2 separate regions of the Homo sapiens genome follow, and region 2 is linked to region 1. The links are chromatin loops, found by intact Hi-C in ENCODE. Cell type or tissue: B cell. All regions are shown on one strand.

Evidence for each region. Hi-C counts contacts between places; a loop is a spot of excess contacts. Peaks named below come from ENCODE experiments on the same cell type or tissue, not always from the same donor. Only the 100,000 strongest peaks of a DNase experiment are listed, where the experiment ranks them.
Region 2: it touches region 1 in a loop (5-fold over the local background); 6 of 110 quality-filtered maps call a loop at or near these places.

The regions. Positions count from the first base shown.
Region 1 is chr22:32,102,723-32,105,222 of GRCh38, forward strand. It overlaps SLC5A1 (solute carrier family 5 member 1), which reads left to right. Exons shown (of 15, transcript NM_000343.4): 14 at 2,064-2,169. Among named protein-coding and RNA genes, the nearest start is that of C22orf42, 55 kb to the right of the region's middle. In B cell, CTCF peaks have their summits at 1,129 and 1,328; a DNase peak (open chromatin) is centred at 1,139.
Region 2 is chr22:32,443,036-32,445,535 of GRCh38, forward strand. All of the region lies in intron 7 of BPIFC (BPI fold containing family C), which reads right to left. Among named protein-coding and RNA genes, the nearest start is that of BPIFC, 20 kb to the right of the region's middle. In B cell, no CTCF peak of the experiment used is centred here; a DNase peak (open chromatin) is centred at 1,296; H3K27me3 peaks cover 868 bases.

The DNA.
Region 1 (2,500 bases):
CTGCTACCCTTCCTGGCCTCGGTAACCATCAATCTACTCTCTATCTCCATGAGTTTGGTTTTTAAAACTTTTAGCTCCTATATATGGTGAGAACATGAGAAATTTGTCTTTTTATGCCTGGCTTATTTTACTTAACATAATGGCCTCCAGTTCCATCCATGTTGTTGCAAATACAGGATCTCATTCTTTTTATGGTGGAATAATACTCTACTGTATATTTGTACAATATTTTCTTTATCCATTCATTTGTCAGTGGACACTTAGATTGATTCCATATCTTGGCTACTGTGAATAGTGCTGCAGTAAATATAGGAATACAGGTATCTCTTTGATATACTGGTTTACTTTCTTTTGAATATATATCCAGTAGTAGAATTGCTGGATCATATGGTGGCTCTATTTTTAGTTCTTTGAGGAACTTCCATAGTGTTCTTCATTGTGGCTGTGATAATTTACATTCTCACCAACAGTGTTTGAGGATTCCCCTTTCTCCCCATCCTCACCAGCATTCATTATTGCCTTTTTGATAAAAGCCATTTTAAATGGGGTGAGATGATATCTCATTATAGTTTGATTTGCATTTCTCTGATGATTAGTGATGTTGACATGCCACAACATTCTTGGTCAGCCTCAGCAAAATTATACATCTTATATTCACATTCACATGACTTGCCATTGGTTTCACGTGGAAGGATACATGCCAGGAAACATGGTGTGCCAACAGGCTGATATCAAGCCCATGTCTTTAGTCAGAGTCCTCACAGTTGTCCACCCTTTATTCCAGGGCTTATTCTCTGAAACCTGCTCCCCAAGTGACAGCTCAGGTGCGTAAGATCACATGGGTGGTACAGGGCTACCTGGCTTAGAAGCCTATGTTCCAAATAGAAACTGGTATTTCTTTTGACAGTCCCATGGTCAAAGCTTTCAAAGGTCCCAACAAAGCACATACCTAGTTACAAAAATCAGTCTACTCAGGGAAACCCAAAATATAGTTTGCCTCTTGATTTTTTTTTCCAAATTAGTCCACCAAAAATTGACCATAGGATGTAAAACATTTCTAACAATATCAAAGTCTAATTGATTCAAGACTTCAAAAGTTGCAATTACTCTTCTTTAACTCTAGATGCCCCCATTGGTTTAGAATTCATTCATGGCTCTCCCAATTTAGATAAAGATGACCAATTATGAGCCATTTTTATTAGTAGTCTGGTAACCCAACACAGATTTCCAGGTTTCCAAGGGAACAGAGCCAGAAAGTTAACCCAAGGTCATATTTATTCCTAGAAAACAGAAGGATTTTGTTAATCCTTTACTTTACTCATGCATGCACAGACTATGGAATCCCTAAGAGACCTTCAACTTCATTGCCAAATTTTTAAGAGCTGTGACAAACCTAACGTCAAACAAAGACTGCTTTTATGGCAGCAGAACTGAATCACATCTATTTGCTGGACCTGTCACAGGCTTTCTTTGTGTTGTATCAACTGCTTCCTCATGTCTCAAGTCTTTGAAAGTATTACAACCCAAACACATTTCTAGTTGATGCCCTAGACCGAGTTCATGCTCTAGATCAAGTATTTGGTTCATGCTCTTGACTATGTCAATAGAAACTGTGCCTTCAGCTCTACCATATTCTATTATGGCTCATGATTCTAGCTTCTTATCCACATAATGTGACATAGTGCAAAAATCTGAACTTACACTCCTAACCTGGACAAATGGTTGTCTTGTTGCTTCCTACTGCCAGTGCTAAAAGGAACAAATTATTTATCACACACACACGTAAAAGAGTTCATTCAACAAACATTTCCATATGAGGCAATCTTTTAGCTCTGAATATGCATATATCATAGAGGCTAGTATATACATGTATATTACTTTTATCTAAGTTACCAATGTTTTTAGAGATAATGTTATGGATGAGAATCGTTGTGTATGTTCTTCCTGGTACTGAGATGCCACATTCCCTTCCCTTCCTTGATGCATATCTCTTTGCCCCCCCAACTTCTTGTCCCAAGATGCTATTTGGATCTTTCTGTTGACCTGTTCTGCCTTCTCTGCAGCTCTACCGTCTGTGTTGGAGCCTGCGCAACAGCAAAGAGGAGCGTATTGACCTGGATGCGGAAGAGGAGAACATCCAAGAAGGCCCTAAGGAGACCATTGAAATAGGTGACTTATGACCCAGAGCAGATCCTAAACCATAAAAGTTACTCCTACAACAACAAGACTTTACTGAAGTTCTTCCCTAAATAATTTTATCAGAGCTCAGATGTCTCCCCTCCAGGGCAGTGAGGAGTAGGGTGGGGATGAGATGGATAAGTGGGTTTGGGGAAGTTAACTCTGAGTTCAAGGGAAAGAAAGGGTACAGAATCATTCAAGCTCCCTCACCCCTCATATTTAAAAAATTTTTGTGAGTACGTAGTAGGTGTATACATTTATGAGGTACGTGAGATGTTCTGATGCAGGCATGCAATCATGCCTGCAAGCAAGCACATCATGG
Region 2 (2,500 bases), 340 kb after region 1:
TGCTGTTATACCCGAGGAACCTGCTGCTGGAGCTGCTGTATCTTTCCTGACTGCTGGGGGTGCCGCCAGCTTGCCATCTCCTCTAGGAGCGGTTGCATGCCCTACCTGGAATGGTTAGAGCTGGAGCTTTTTTTTTTTTTTTTTTTGAGACGAAGTCTCGCTCTGTCACCCAGGCTGGAGTGCAGTGGCGCGATCTCGGCTCACTGCAAGCTCCGCCTCCCTGGTTCATGCCATTCTCCTGCCTCAGCCTCCTGCGTAGCTGGGACTACAGGCGCTCGCCACTATGCCCGGCTAATTTTTTGTATTTTTAGTAGAGACGGGGTTTCACCGTGTTAGCCAGGATGGTCTCGATCTCCTGACCTCGTGATTCACCCGCCTCGGCCTCCCAAAGTGCTGGGATTACAGGCGTGAGCCACCGCGCCCGGCCCCAGAGCTAGAGCTTTTACTTTCCCCCTGGGCTAGTTGGAGAGCACATTATATCAGAGATCTACTTAGAGATCTATTTTGTTGCCACCTTTTTGGAATTTGAAAATTAGTCTTGAGTCACATTAATATTTTTAGGAAGGGGCAGAGGTATCAGCACTGATGTGCCTCTTGTGTGCTCATTGATGTGCTTGGCATAGTGGGTACAGCACAGGCTTGGCTGCCTGGGGCCGAGGGTTGAATCCCTTGGCAAGTTACTTGTATTCTTTGATCTCAGTTTCCACATCTGCAACATTTGCATGGGGATGATAATTGTGTCCACCTCATCACATTGTGAGTAGAAATGGAAGTAATCCATGTAAACTTGCCCAGCTTATAGTAAGCATTGAGTAAGTGTTAGCCGTTGTTAGTTTAACTCCATTTCACCTTCACTACAGCCTTGAGAGGGAGGCATGACGGTCCCCTAATTACAGATGGGAAAACCAAAGCTTAGAGAGGTTAAGTGAGTTGCCAGGTGTTGCATAGCCGGGATTTGAACTCAGTTTACACAGCTAGACAGCTGTGGTCTCAGCATTCTTTTCTATCTTCCAGTGGCACAGAGAGAATCACAGAAACATCTATTATCTTTAAGCCATAAATCAATTTCAGGCAAACTTAATTATTGGCTTCTGTGACATAACTCATTCTTCACTGGCCTCCTGTCAGAGGCAAAAGGACCGTGCCTCGTTTCAAACAGGGGAATGATCAAGTTTGGGGTCCTTGAGGATGACAGTGCACTTTGCCAGGGACTCTAATATGCACACTCATTGGCACTCAGCATCTGTCAGGTAAGGATGGAGAAGGACTATAAGGCTTCTGAGTCCTGGACAGCTGCGCCACCTCCTGGGATGAGCTGCTTGATGCTTCTGAGTGTTGATTTCCTTACGACTTTCATTAAGCACCTATAATGTCTGTCAAGCACCGAGCTGAGCACTAGAGAGATGGACGTGACCAGACCCTGTCTTTGTCCCTTCTTTTCCAGAAGAGTCTTCCTTCTTTTCTATTCCTCCTCATCCCTGTCCTTATCTCCCCCAAAATACAGGTAAACGGTTCAGGGAAGGTGTGGTCATTATTGGAAAGAGAGTGCATAGACAATTCCATCTTTCCCTTCTTCAGACACTGACTTCTGAGACTAGAAGCCTTATAGCTTTGGAAAGGATCTTAATATATTCTATTTTCTTAACTTATTCCTATTGTATGTCCTGGAAATACCTCTTCTTATCCTTCATTCCTTACATATACAAATCCTACCTATATGTTAAGATCTAGTTCAAGTTCTGCATCCTGTAAAAATTATCTCCCAGGACACTTCCAGGCCCTATTTCTTCAAAATTTTCCATTTCTCTGAACCTCTCCTGCTCAATCTAATGATCGTGTAACTGTATACTAAATTCAAGTACTCAGTTAGTTATTGTTTCACAAGCCCGAGTTTGAGCTTTTGAATACACAAGTGTATCCCTCTGTCCTATTCCCAACAGATCCTAGTCCATGGCAGCTGAGCATGCAATAGGTACATAATAAGTAAATTCTTGTTGGTTGTTTGCCCACCCTATGGTAAGAAATTTGAGAGATGTGCTGTTGCTTTCTTTATCTCTGCATCCCAAGCACCTACCACAATATTTGGCACATAGTAGGGATTTGAGAAACTGTTATTAAGTTGCAAAGGATATTTAATGTGTGTGAAAGTGCCTTGGATAGTGCCTAGCACACAGTAGATGCTCAATAAAGGTTTCTTGATTAAGAATTAATTAAAGGATTGGCCAGGCGCGGTGGCTCATGCCTGTAATCCCAACACTTTGGGAGGCCAAGGTGCGCGGATCACGAGTTCAGGAGATCAAGACCATCCCGGCCAACACAGTGAAACCCCGTCTCTACTAAAAATACAAAAAATTAGCCGGGCATGGTGGCGGGCACCTGTAGTCCCAGCTACTTGGGAGGCTGAGGCAGGAGAATCCCTTGAACCCAGGAGGCGGAGCTTGCAGTGAGCGGAGATCGTGCCACTGCACTCCAGCCTGGGCGACAGAGCGAGACTCTGTCT